2 separate regions of the Mus musculus genome follow, and region 1 is linked to region 2. A link is a contact called in ENCODE Hi-C data. All regions are on one chromosome and are shown on one strand. Each heading gives the region's core, a stretch centred on a gene start or an enhancer-like site at or near the end of the contact. The rest is flanking DNA. Distances are from core to core; before and after follow the strand shown. Region 1 holds the start of Cenpn (centromere protein N). Region 2 has its middle 13 kb from the start of Mir7078.

Region 1 (6,667 bases), core at 2,105-4,604, 550 kb before region 2:
AAGCCCTACAGGTTCTTTCAATGACACAAATGTGTGCCTCAGAAGCATGCGGCTTGATATCATTCATCCACGCACGCCATCGGCCACTGTTATGGCAGTGAGTGCCAACATCTCCTGTGTACTATAAGTTAACAGAACGTAGAATGGAGTTAAATTTGTTTCCATCTCACTTGTATTTTCTGAAAACACAGATTTGCCACCTAGAAAATGACTTGAATATTTCACTTCAGAAACATACTTGTCAAAATATTTTTGTACATTTTGATCAAGCAGCCCTCAAATTTGTTCCTTTATAGGTCAAACACAAACTTAAGATGCTCTGAGCTATTTAATTAGCAAAGCAGACATATGGTCTCCAACTTCTGATGGCCCACCTTATCATCTCTCGGTTTCATTATCATAGAACGATGAAATGCATTTAGGACCTGCTGTTCAAATCTTAAGCTTTTCATAAACTAGCAGTGCAGGCCAGTGCTTTCTCACGGTGCTGGGTACTGGTGACCACCTGGCTCGTGAGTCCCACAGCGTAGAGAAATGTATGCGCTGCAGCACACTGGATGGCTATTATTCCTTGAAGCACTGTGTTTTCTATTTCCACATTCTTTTCACATCTGGAAAAAAGCATATCTATGTATCATAATATATGCGATATTTTATTTAAAAAGAGGGTTTGTGTTAGAAGATTCTGCTCCACCTTACACATTCTGGGCACGGTGACATAAGCCAGGGAGAGCTATGGTGTTCAGTCCATAAGGTATACCAAATACATTGTTTCTTCAGAGCTGAGGGTCAAACCAGGGCCATGTCTAGTGCTAACCAAGCATCGGCCATTGCAATTTGGCCTTACCGTGCCCTTTAAATGAAGTTTTGAACTTACAGTGCATTTATCTGGACATAATCCTACCACAATTTAATAAGTATCTGTACTTGAGAAAGCATTTGGCCAATAATCTATATATGTGTATCATAGACAAACAAACACACATAACTACATGTATTTTCTTCCCATCATGACAAAAGTTTTTAAACTTTGTATATTACTACAGTGCTAGCCAGAAAAAAGAAAAAAAGAAAAATTGTTTTCATTTTATTTTTAACTGAGAAACGAAAATGGGCTTTTCTCACTGCTTATCCTGGATGGCTGTTTCAAAGAATAAAATGTTAATTTTGTTTTCTTCCACTCTTGGCAAGAAGAACTCTATTTAACCTAAGTCCTAAACACGCAACCTTATGGAACAAATCCCTTGCTTTAGCGCCAGGAAGCACATTTTTAAATAGAGTGACTCTAGTATGAGGAAATGCGTGCTGATAAGAGAAGGTATTATAAGAGGTGACATCCCTATATTTTAACGCCATCTGTATTTCTTTTAGAGAGATTTTGCTATTCTGGCTGCCCAAGAAAGAAACTTACACTACAGTTGCCATTCCTAATAGTTTAAAATAAGCAAGGAGCTGGAGAGATGTTTGGTGGGTAAAGCTCTTGCTGTGCCTTAGGTGTCTGCACCCCTTATTGCGGAGATCGGGTCAGGCAGACCCCAAGAAGGTTCTCATGGCTAGCCAACCTAGCCAAAACAGCAAGCTAACACAGTTAAGGAGAAAGCAGGTCTCAAATCCGTAAGGCAGATATAGACATAGAGCATGAGGGTTGGCTGGACTGAGGTCAGGCCCAATCCCAAAACAGACACATACAAAAATACACACTAATTAAGGCCAGCAAGTGCATGAGGACTTGAATTCAATCTTCAAAACACACATGGTGGAAGGAGAAAACTAACTCCAGTGAGCATCTTCTGACAGGCAGGCGTGCACGCACACACACGCACACACACACACACACACACACACACACATGATCATTTCTCAACTATCACCTTAAAACTGCTTCTCAAAAGAATAGGCCTCTGCCGGGCGTGGTGGCGCACGCCTTTGATCCCAGCACTTGGGAGGCAGAGGCAGGCGGATTTCTGAGTTCAAGGCCAGCCTGGTCTACAAAGCGAGTTCCAGGACAGCCAGGGCTACACAGAAAAACCCTGTCTCGAAAAACCAAAAAAAAAAAAAAAAAAAAAAAGAATAGGCCTCCTCTGCATCATTCTGGAACAATCTCCTACTAGTGCCAGGTAGGCAGGTAAGTAGTCTGCTAAGACCAGGGAAATTTTAGAGGAAAAAAGAAATAAATGTCTGCTGAATGTTGACATTTAACACTGAAAATGGAGAGGCGTATTTTCACTTCGATCAACCAAATACCAAGGCCTGGATGTACAAGACAGAAAAGATGTCAAGAGAATCCCTTTGCCAAGGCAAAGTTGCATACATTTAAAGTGGGTTTTGTTACTAACACAGGGTCTAGTGTAGCCTCAAATTCCTTATGTTGCTGAGGGTGACCTTGAATTCCTGATTCTTGCCTCCACCACCTCCCCAGAGCTGAGATTGAAGCAAACCATCCTACCCTCCTTGCCTGGGGTTTTGTTTGATTTCGAGAAGTTTTAACAGAGGCTTCTAATACATCTATTGTGAAAACACTCACAGTCGTCCTCGAAGCCTATCTAACGGACCCTAAACATTACTTTCCTTGTCAAGTGTACCGTGGGGGATCTTTACAGATACCCACATCACCAGCCAGTCCAGTGACTTTTCAGTAAAGAAACTTTTGACGGCAGCTCCCTAGATTAGTTATCAGCCAGAACAGTTAGCTCAATGCGCCCTCAGTGTCACGCATCTCCAAAGTTTTGCAGCAGGGTACGCGCACTCGACCAGGCGCGCGCCCAAGGTCGCAATGCCAGCGAGCGGCGGGCAGATCTCAGCAGTGTGACAGCTCATGCCCGCGGCTCACCAAGAAGAGTGTTCCTAGTAAAGGTCCAAGGGCAGGGACATGGGTGAACCTAGCGCGGCGTGGGAAGCTAAAGAGCCGCGTCCTTCCGCCACAGGCAGCCAGATGCCCGGAGGCTGAAGGACACCCGACACTCACCGTCACTCAGCCCCTACAAGAAGCACAGAAAGAGAAGTCACCGACACGGAGCCCGCAGCTCCCTTAGGACTTGCAAGCACCGACGCTCCGCGCATGCGTCATCCTGCATGCATCGCTCCGCCTGGACCGGTCCACTGTCCCATGCTGAGGGGGATCTAGGGCCATCCCACCGGGGCTCGGCGGGGACAGCACACAGAGATGACTGCCAGGTGGAATTCGAGACGGAGAACAATTATATTTACATGATCCTGTCTCTGAGTACAGCGACTCTGGGGATCTAAAGCGTTTTCCATCAGGCGCCCACAGCCGCGTCCCCCCGTGCAGCCGAAGCAGTGCGGAGGGCTTGCCAGGTGGGCGGGGCCCGAGCGGCCATTGGCGGCTTCAAAAGCACCTCGGCGGGAACCGCTGCAGAGACGGCGGGCGATGTGGACTGGTAAGGCAGCCTCAGCGACACCGAATTGGACTCGGAGGCGGCGGGAGGACTACAGGAGCCAGGCCTCAGACATCTACGGGGGCCTTGCCACGGCGCAGTTCCGCCACGGGATCTTAGCCTAGGAGTGACACTAGTGGAGGCCGGGTCCGGGCCAAGAGGGCCGGGATGAGCGTCCATGGCGTCATATCCGCCCGGAGTGGGGCGGGGTTTTATGTCCCTTGGCGTTTATGCCATGGAGGCTCCGGGCTGCCCGCTCAAGAGCTGCTTTACTTTGATCCTTAGGTTCCGTCGAGCCTAGGTGTCAGCTCTCTAATTCCTAGCCTCGCCTCAGTTTTTGTCCATGCCTCCTGTTGCTATACTCCTTGTGCTCCATGCGGGTCTACCGGATCGTTATTGTCACGTGTACATTCAACAGCCTTGTCTTAGCTGCTACCATGAATAAAGCGCTAGAAAATAGAAATTGAAATAGTAACAGGGCAGAAAGTTCACTCAAAGACTTGCTAACTTTGTTGATGTGTTACGCCCTTTCTGTCATTTCTTTTAGGAAGGGCATGGTGCAGATAGATCACTCAGAATTAAGAATCTTCGGAAGTGCTAAGGATTGGGCACCCCACCCCGAAGGCCCTGATCTCCGAAGTTTATAGCCGCATCTGGCCTGGTCAGTACTGGGATAGGAGAAATGCCTGCTTTGCATACACTCTCCTCTAATTTACCTCACTGAGGATCAGGAAAACGCTCTCAGATGTTGTCACGAACAAGGTGTTGGTTTAATAGTTGACAGACAGTGGAACTATATCCTTCCCTTGTGCATACCGCTTAGGGTGGGTATCCAGTCACTCTTCCATCAGTCATTAGTCAAGTGCATATGAGATTGTTCTTGGGTGACCAGACTCGCTGTGTGATTTGGCTCATGGTGACTGAAATTGCTAGGATCAGAACCCCCCAGCCCTGGCAGCCCTAACAAGCTAGGCTCCATAGGCCACTTAAAAGGACAAGTCTTTTGTTTGTTTGTTTGTTTGTTTGTTTTGTTTTTTCGAGACAGGGTTTCTCTTTATAGCCCTGTCTGTCCTGGTACTCACTTTGTAGACCAGGCTGGCCTTGAACTCAGAAATCCGCCTGCTTCTGCCTCCCAAGTACTGGGATTAGAGATGTGCGCCACCACCGCCTGGCTAAAAAAGACAAGTCTTAAATGAGAGGCAGAAAAGAGACATGTATTCAGTGTGGCCACACTGGGAAGAGCAAAGAGGTCTAGTGACCCACACACCAAGTGTTGAGTCCTGAAACAGAAGATTCAACAGAAAGCAGAGGGTATACACAACTAAGCAGCCCTAGTCACGGTGTGGTCCTCCCATCTCTGAGACATCGTTGCCCTGGTGTTGCAGTCCCTTCTGCAAGAGGGTCTGACAAGGAGACAGAAAAGCTCCCTCTGACTGGCACCAGGTGTCAGCCTTTCCTTCCCCATCAGATCCCTGGGTTGAACTCCATGTCTCTGTGGGGACACTCACAAGTGCCTCTTTTTAGAATGACTTTGCTCCTGCCAGAACAGTTATAAAACGGCTATAGAGTTTAAAAACATAGTTGTGAATAAGATCAACATAGTCCCTGTCTTGAGCAGAAAAAAAAATTAACGTAGCTATGATAAAATTATAAAGCCAATTGCAGGTGGTTCTGTAAAAATAATAAACGATGGAAGATTGGAAAAAAAAAAAAAACAAACAAACCACTGTTGGATGATTGCAGTAAGTTTCCTGGGGAGCCAGGCAGTGGTGGTGCACACCTTTTTAAATGAACTCAGCTGGGACTAGAGAGGTAGCTCAGTTGGTGGAATGCTTGCCTCCGCATGCAGTAAGCCTTGGGGTCATCTCCCAAACCACATGAAACCGGATGTGGTAGCGCACACGTGTAACAGCAGTGCCTGGGAGATGGGGACAGGAAGATCAGAAGTTCACGCCAGCCTGGGTTGTGTGAGACCCTGTCTCAGGAGATAAAGATAAGGAGCTAGAGAGCAACTCGTTGTTGCTCTTGCAGAGGACCTCAGTGGAGGTCCCAGCAGCCACATCAAGGGCTCACCACTGCCTCTATCTCCAGTTCCGGGACCAGACACTTGTCTGAAGGGGGATGCCAGCACACCTACGTTATAATGTTCACACAGTCACATACTCATAACTAAGAAAGAAAGGGATAAAGTACAGTCAGCATAAAATACACATATCTTTAGCCAACAGGAAATCACATGCAGCATTCAAGAAGCTTTTGTAATATTAGATGCCAGGCCCAGCCAGGCCTCTCATGAGGAATAGCCATCTATTTACTTCTTTGGAGTCCTTGGGTGTGAGGGAAGCGACATGAGTGACAGGGACACCAAAGACCTTGTTCCTTTCTAGAAGACAAGCTGGCCAAGGAAACTTAAAAAAGTCTACAGAGACTTTGTTTAGTCTTCAAGTGGAAATGATGCCTGTTTGTCGGGCACTGTGGCGTATGCCTTTAGCCCCAGCATGTGGGAGGCAGACACAGGTGGATCTCTAAATTAGATGCCAGCTTGGTCCACATGGTGAGTACCAGTATAACCAGAGCTATGTAGAAAGACCCTGTCTCAAAAAAAAAGAAAAAGAAAAAGAAAAGAAAAGCAATTGTGCTTATTTGCATTTTACCCCCTGAACTGGTATCCAATTGAGGCAACAGTAGGATGAGCCATGCCTTTTAAAGGCTCTAAAGAAAGATAAAAGGCTCAGGCTCTCCCTTCCCTGTACCACAACTTTAGTACGCCTAAGTATCACCTGCTGCCGAGGGAACTATCCCATGGTCGGGGCTCAGGACAATGTGGGCACTCGATGACGTTGCTTGCAGACACAGAGCAGGACGGTATGGTCAATTGGCAGTGCACAGGTGTCCACACTTACTGGTTCACATATCATAGGGAGTCAGCCACTGCCTAAAGTATTACCTGGAAAAGTCCAGGATTAAGTGTCTAAGTAACTCTCACTCTACTAGGTGTGCCACAGTATGGCAGAGGGCTTTATTGCAGGATCATGTGTGAGTGGCAGGCTGAGAAGGCAGCCATGGTCAGATGGCTGGAAGAGGCCAGAGAGAGTGGGGAAAGCCCTCCAGTGTAGCACTGCCCTAGGCAGCCTCCTTGTAGCTAAGTTACAGTCCTGTATCCCCATGACGAGATTAACACATCCTGTCACTTTCCACCTTATATTTTGAGACAGACTCACTGAATCTGCAGTCCGCCAGTTCTGCTAGACTGCCTGGCCAGCAGGCCTTCA
Region 2 (7,170 bases), core at 866-3,365:
GGCGTTGCGTATGCTAGGCGCAGCTGGTTGAATGCAAAGAATGCGGCAGTCATGAATATGACAGCCTACTGCATGTCCAATAGGAGGGAGAAACAGATCTGACCCACACATTTGCATGGTATAACTGAATGGATACTGGGTTAGTGGGGCGTGCTGGCTTGCTGGGCGATGGAACGGAGTCAGTGACTCAGGTGTGTGAGCCATCTCTAACAGACAGGATTGGAGGGTGGGGCTGGGGTTTGGGGAAAATGCAGGGACTTAATTATTTGAGCATACTGGGCAAGCTGTCTAGTGCTGAGCCACACCCCGACCCTAAACTGCAGTGTTTTGTTGTTGTTTTTGTTTTAGCTTGCATTTCGAACAATCAGGTGTGTCCCTGGGGCAGTCAAGTCAGAGATTCCTCAGAATTCTGGTGGTCCTCTGTGGCCACTGCGGGTTGCAGCCTCCCTTTGTTGGCACAGGCTCACATTCTCTCAGTTTGATGAGTCCATGCATGTGGCTTCTAAGACAGAGAACCCATCGAGGGCATGGGAGCACCGGGAGGAGCGGGGAGGCACAAGTGCTGACACAAACAGGTGTCATTCAAGACAATGAAGACATCTGAGATTGACTGTGGTGGCTCTGTGAGTCTGAGACACTATAAACATTAGCGTATGGACCATAGGTATATGTGGCTGATGTGTGTATGAACTGAGTCTCAGGGCTGTGTGAGAATGTATGGGGGGGGTTGTCTCCATGTGTAGCTCAGGGTGCTGTAGGAGACCCTGGATCCCATTCCCACCCAGCACGACACACACAAAGTTGATTTTTATTACACTTTATGTTCATTTATTGGGGGGGAGGGGGGAGTGCGGGGCGGCAGGGTCGAGGAAGAGCTTGTGAAAGGGAGCGTTCTCTTTCTCTACCACATGGCACCTGGGGATTGTTAGGCCTGGGGCCCGAGAGGTGGCTCAGCGGTTAAGAGCACTGACTGCTCTTCCAGAGGTCCTGAGTTCAATTCCCAGCAACCACATGGTGGCTCACAACCATCTGTAATGGGATCTGATACCCTCTCCTGGTGTGTCTGAAGACAGCTACAGTATACTCACATATATAGAATAAATAAATCTAGAAAGAAAGAAAGAAAGAAAGAAAGAAAGAAAGAAAGAAAGAAAGAAAGATAGAAGAGAAAAAAAAGTCAGCCGGGCATGATGGCACACGCCTTTAGTCCCAGCACTTTGGAGGCAGAGGCAGGTGGATATCTGAGTTCGAGGCCAGCCTGGTCTACAAAGTGAGTTCCAGGGCAGCCAGGGACACAGAAAAACCCTGTCTCGAAAAAATAAATAAGTAAATAAAAGTCAGACTGCCAGACCTGGGGTCAAATGTCCGTACTCACTGAACCATCTCACCAGTGTGTGTGTGTGTGTGTGTGTGTGTGTGTGTGTGTGTGTGTGTAGAAAGAGAGAGAGAGAGAGAGAGAGAGCATATACATCTATTGTACACAGGCACCTCAAGGACTCAGGAACGTATAAAACACAAGCCATCTGTGACCTCAAGCCCCACCCAGTCTAAGTGAGGAGGCAGCCATGAGGAGAGTGGATAAAAGGCACAGGACCTCTGAGAGGAGCCTGGGTTCAGAGGCTGCCTAAGTCCAGACGGGAAGACTCTGGGAATGACTCCCCAGAGTGGAGATGAACCAGTCTTCCAGGCAGAGGGAGAGCATGTCGGGACACCCTTAGGCAGGGCCAGGCTTTTGGGAAGGGCTGGAGAGACCGGAGGGAAGACCTCTAGATCTGCACAGCAGAGGAAGGGCTAACTAAGGCCTCTTGGATCTTTATCCCAGAACAATGAACTGGGGTCGGGTATAGAGTGGGGTGTGCGCTAAATGATAAGCTGGGAAATGGTTGCCTTCCCGGCACCTTCTTCCCCATTCTCATTAAGTGCACATGCGCTGTGGGAGGGGGCTGATGATAAATGGAGCAGGAAGCAGGGTCTGTTAAGCAAGCAACCAGCTGAGGGCACTTTGAGGACAAAATGGGGGCTGCCAAAGGAGGACAGGTAGCAAGGTCCACCGGGATGCATGCACCTGTCGAGGGCCGCTGGCATCCCCGCATCCCCTAATGGGTCAGATCAGAGGGCAAGGCCGGCGGCTTCAGCACTCCGGGGTCCCAGCTGCTGCAGATCAGGGCTGAGGCTGGGCTGAGCTGGCCACTGGGGGCGGGAGGCCTCATTCCCAACCTGGGCCCCTGACGTCAATGTTACCATGGAGACCCAGTTTCCCTTACAGGAGGCAGCTGCTGCAGAGCTCCCCCCTTCAACACGCTCGCGCGCGCGCACACACACACACACACACACACACACACACACACACACACACACACACACACACCAGGCTGGGAAGGAGGGCAGTAGCAGTCAGAGTAGGCTGAGGCTCACAGGCTGCAGCTCAGCCCGGAGCACAGTCCTTCCTGCAGGGAGGAGGAGTCAGGGTGCCAGGACCAGGAGGGCTCCCTGCCTGCCCGCCCCTGGGTCTCAGATGTGGCTGCGTTCTTGCATTGGCTTCGAAGGTAGAAGGACGGGAAACTCTGTGAGATGGAACCTGGATCCCCCGCTTTGGGGTCTAGAAACTGTAATCTTAGAATCTACAGTGCGGAACTGTAGTATCCTTGCAGGAGCTGGGCGTTCTGCAGATCTCCTCCTTCAGAAGGGTCCAGCCGAGGGCAAAGAGCACCAATTCTGTGCTAGGTCTATAGCTCAGTTGGTGGAAGGCTTGTCTATCTTTCACAAAGTCCTGGGTTCATTCCCAAGTGCCAGATAGAACTGGGTAAGGCGATAAATACTGTAACCCCGGCACTTGGAGGATGGAGGCAAAAGTGACCAGGAGTTCAAGGTCATTCCCCATTACTTAGTGAGTTAGAGGCTAACCTGGGCTACAGAGATCTTGTCTCAAAGAGAGAAGGAAAGGAAGGAGGAGGGGGCAGTAGAAGAGGTTTCTGCCTGCCCTCCTCCCTCACTAGATCTGGGCAAGGCTCCTCCACTGGGTGAAGTGGAGTGCTGGGGTGTTGCCCTGCCCCACATTTGAGGGCTCCACAAATATTTCTGTGGGCCATGCTTGTATCAGAAAACAGCAGCCAGCAGATGGAAAGGGTGGAGGAGGGACAGTGCTAGGGCTCGGCTGCCCCCTGCTGGTTGCTCCTTGAAGGGGAATGAGGAGAGCCCTAAAGTTTCCAGGTTGTAGACACTGAGCGAGAGCTGAGCTACCCCCCACCCCCCAGGCGGTAGTTCTGTCATGTCCTTCTTTCTGGTCTCCTTCTGTTGTTTCCAGACATGGTTTCTCTGTGTAGCCCTGGCTGTCCTGGAACTCACTCTGCAGACCAGGCTGGCCTTGAACTCACAAAGCTCTTCCTGTCTCTGCCTCCCGAGTGCTGTGATCAAAGGCATGCACTGCCACCGCCCAGCCTTCTTTCTAGTTTCTTAACGACTGCTGAAGAAGGCTTCTATCTCAGATGTGTTCCTCTGAACTACCCCTCTCTGGTTCTTCCCCAGCCCGGGTGTGAGGGTGGATAAAGTACTCTCTCTCATTCCCGTTGCTGTCACCCTTGACCCTGGTTGGTTACTGTGGCTTTTTTTTTTTTTTTTTGGGGTTGCTGTTCCAGTGGTGGCCCAGGTGTGAGCTTTGACAATCACTGTGGAACAGGGACAAGGTAAGAGTTGGGTCCCCGACCCAAATCCTCTACTGTGAGCATTCTTCAGACTCCTGCAGTGTCTCAAGGATCGATCGCCCCTTTTTGATTTTTTTGTTTTTGTTTTTGTTTGTTTGTTCGTTTTCGAGACAGGGTTTCTCTGTATAGCCTTGGCTGTCCTGGAACTCACTCTGTAGACCAGGCTGGCCTCAAACTCAGAAATCCTCCTGCCTCTGCCTCCCAAGTGCTGGGATTAAAGGGATCTGCTTCTGCCCTGAAATCGGTGTGACCCCCACCCCCTGCCACCAGCTACCAGCTTTCTAGCTCCTGAAAATGGGCGTTTTGACCACAGCTACCTCTCTGTGCTCAGGACTGCTTAACACACTTCTTCTCCTTGGTCAGGCAGGGACAGCCTGGCAGGAGTTCACTTCTGTCTCTTGAAGGCACAGTGTCTGCCAGCCGGTTAGTCTGTGCACATCCTTTAAAAACCTCTAAATGAACAGATGAACACCTGGAGGTACTAGCTATTTCCCCAGGGCATCAAGACCTGAGACTAGCCCCGAACTAACTCTGGTCCCTGACTGCCTGGGAAAGTCCCCCAGACATGTTAAATGACCCAAGCAAGAGATGTGGCATGCTGTTGTCTGTGGGAACACATTTTTGTTTCTGTTGCAAGTGGTTAGCAAGCACTAGGCAATGAGGGTGCTTGCCACTAACCCTGATGATTTGAGTTGAATCTCCGAGAACCGCATGTTGTGGGTAGAGAACCAATTCCCCTAAGTTGTCCTTTGATCTTCACATGAGTGTTATGGAGTGTGTATGCCCAGCCCCCCAGCGCCACTAAATGTAATTAAAATGTGTGTATCCTAAACTCGTCATTTTGACCTTCTTGTGTGTGCCACGTTACTGGAGATGGAGCCTGGGGCCTTGCATGTTCACACCCTGAGCTACATCCCTAGCCCCTGGTTTGAATCACTTTTTTCTGCACATGGCTCATTAACTCTTTATTTCCATCTCCTCTCTCAGTGTCTGACAATGTCTTTCTGATGTGTGTCTCTAACTGCTCCATTTAGCTACTCTGTGGATCTCTGATAAGTGGAATCAAATGATGCATACCTTCTGCATCCAGCTTATCTCTCTGAATATGTCTTCCGGGGTCATCCTTATTGTAGCATGGGTCATCACTGCCGTCTTTTTCATGGCTATATAATATTCCACTCTCTATACATGTCCCACCCCAAAATAGTTTATTGTGTTTTGTGTAGACACAAGTAATTGTGTGTGTGTGTGTGTGTGTGTGTGTGTGTGTGTGTGTGTGCAGGCACACATGTGCCACAGGGTACAAGTGGAGGTTAGAGGAGAGTGTCTGGGAGCTGGTTCCCTTTTGCCATGGAGGTCCCAGGGATTAAGCCCAGGTTGTAAACTTGGCAGCAAGCCCCCTGATGTGCTGAGCCATCTCACAGGCCCACAGCCCACACTGTGCTCATGCGTTCATCTACCGTGAGTATCGGGAGACATTCACGTTGGTTATCTCTCCTCCCTTGTTCTTTCTCGTTTTTCTATTTTGAAGTCAGGACCAGCTGTGATCGCCTGGTAACTCTTTAATTGACTGTTTTATATAAATTGGCTTTTAAAGTGTCCCCAAGGAGAGAACAATGGACTCACTGCGGCTGAGGAACTAGCGCTAGAGCACACAAGGCCCTGGGTTCTGCCCACAGGACCCTTTGAAAAGCAAGCCCCTAGCTGGGCAGGCTACACAGTTTACTCAGTCAAAACAAAACAAAACCAAAAACAGCACAACAAACAAGAGAGGAAGAAAGAAAGAAAGAAAGAAAGAAAGAAAGAAAGGAAGGAAGGAAGGAAGGAAGAAAGAAAGAAAGAAAGAAAGAAAGAAAGAAAGAAAGAGGGGCTGGTGAGATGGCTCAGTGGGTAAGAGCACCCGACTGCTCTTCCGAAGGTCCAGAGTTCAAATACCAGCAACCACATGGTGGCTCACAACCATCTGTAATGAGATCAGACTCCCTCTTCTGGTGCTGTCTGAAGACAGCTACAGTGTACTTACATATAATAAATAAATAAATCTTTAAAAAAAAAAAGAATTTGTTAAAAAAAAAAAAGAAAGAAAGAAAGAAAGAAAGAAACAAAGAAAGAGAAAGAGTCTTGCTAGTTATGCTCAATGTGATTTTTATTTGTTTGCTTTTTTGGTTTTTGTTTTTCTTTTTCTTTTTTAAAAGATTTATTTATTTATTTTATACATGAGTACACCACCATTGCTCTCGTCAGACACACCAAAAGAGGGCATCAGACCTCATTACAGATGGCTGTGAGCCACCATGTGGTTGCTGGGACTTGATCTCAGGATCTCTGGAAGAGCATTCGGTGCTCTTAACCGCTGAGCCATCTCTCCAGCCCCTTTTTTTGTTTAGCCCTAGCTATATTGGAACTCACTCTGTAGACCAGGCTGGCCTGAAACAGACCTACCTGCCTCTGTCTCCCAAGTTCTGGGATTAAAGGTGCATGCCTTTATTTTATTTATTTATTTATTTATTTATTTATTCATTCATTCATTCATTCATTCATTCATTCAGTGTGTGTGTGTGTGTGTGTGTGTGTGTGTGTGTGTGTGTGTGAATGCTAGAGAACAATTTGTGGGAGTTGGGTTTTTTCCTACCATGTGAGTCCCAGGGACCGAACTCAGGTGGTCAGGCTTGTCCGCAGGCCCCTTTACCCCACTGAGCCATCTCATATCCCTTCATGTAAAGTTCCAATCCATGCAGAGCAAGATAATCTTCCTCAAATATTTTCATCTCCTTCATCAAAAGTCGGTTTCTCTTGTCTTGGCAGCATTAGACTTGCAAGTAAATGAAGAGGAAGGTACCAAGCCCTCCCGGCCCCCATCATCTATGCGTGCATCAGAAACCTCCTTCCTTTCACCACAGTGTATATACCACGTTGGAAGATTTTTACAGCCCTCAGGTTACTGCTACACAAATGGTACCAAACAAACAAAAAAACAAATAAACAAAAAAACCCCACCAGAGCCCCTTTCTGGGAAATAGAATCCCACCCCTCCAGTGTTCCCCCCACCCCCCACCCTCCACCCCACCCCATCCCCCGCCAACCCCCCAACTTACAAGACTGCCCAACTTAAAAGACTGCAACCTCAAGCCCAGTTGCAGAACTTCCTAGATCAGGAGTCGGGGAGGGCGGGGCTTGCAGGCACTTCCCAGTCTCTGCTGCCCCCTGGTGGCCAGATCAGTAACAGTCCAGCAGGTCAGCCAGAGCCCAGTGCTGGTGGTGAGATGCCGGTTCATGGGGAATCCTGGATGTGATACCTGGGGAACCCTGGAGGGCTCCACCCTTCCTTTCCTGCTCCTTCTTTTTTTTTTTTTTTTGTTTTTTTGTTTTTTGAGACGGGGTTTCTCTGCAGTCCTGGCTGTCCTGGACTCACTTTGTAGACCAGGCTAGCCTCGAACTCAGAAATCCGCCTGCCTCTGCCTCCGGAGTG

The links. A loop is a pair of places that touch in the nucleus more often than their neighbours do.
Region 1: a loop to region 2 is called in a map of Patski, with 2.4 times the contacts of the local background. The contact joins the promoter of Cenpn here to the enhancer-like site in region 2. A Hi-C loop is called at or near these places in 3 of 37 maps with a recorded cell type or tissue (Patski, adrenal gland and v-Abl transformed pro-B cells).

What each region holds. Positions count from the first base shown.
Region 1 is chr8:116,918,386-116,925,052 of GRCm38, forward strand. Cenpn (centromere protein N) reads left to right here and starts at 3,355. Exons shown (of 12, transcript NM_028131.3): 1 at 3,355-3,398; 2 at 3,943-4,056. It overlaps Cmc2 (COX assembly mitochondrial protein 2), which reads right to left and starts at 3,051. Exons shown (of 4, transcript NM_026844.3): 1 at 2,966-3,051.
Region 2 is chr8:117,468,241-117,475,410 of GRCm38, forward strand. No RefSeq gene overlaps it. Among named protein-coding and RNA genes, the nearest start is that of Mir7078, 13 kb to the left of the region's middle. Within about 2 kb of position 2,116, at least 1 of the 3 ENCODE cell types and tissues checked has a DNase peak (open chromatin) inside an H3K27ac peak, as active enhancers do.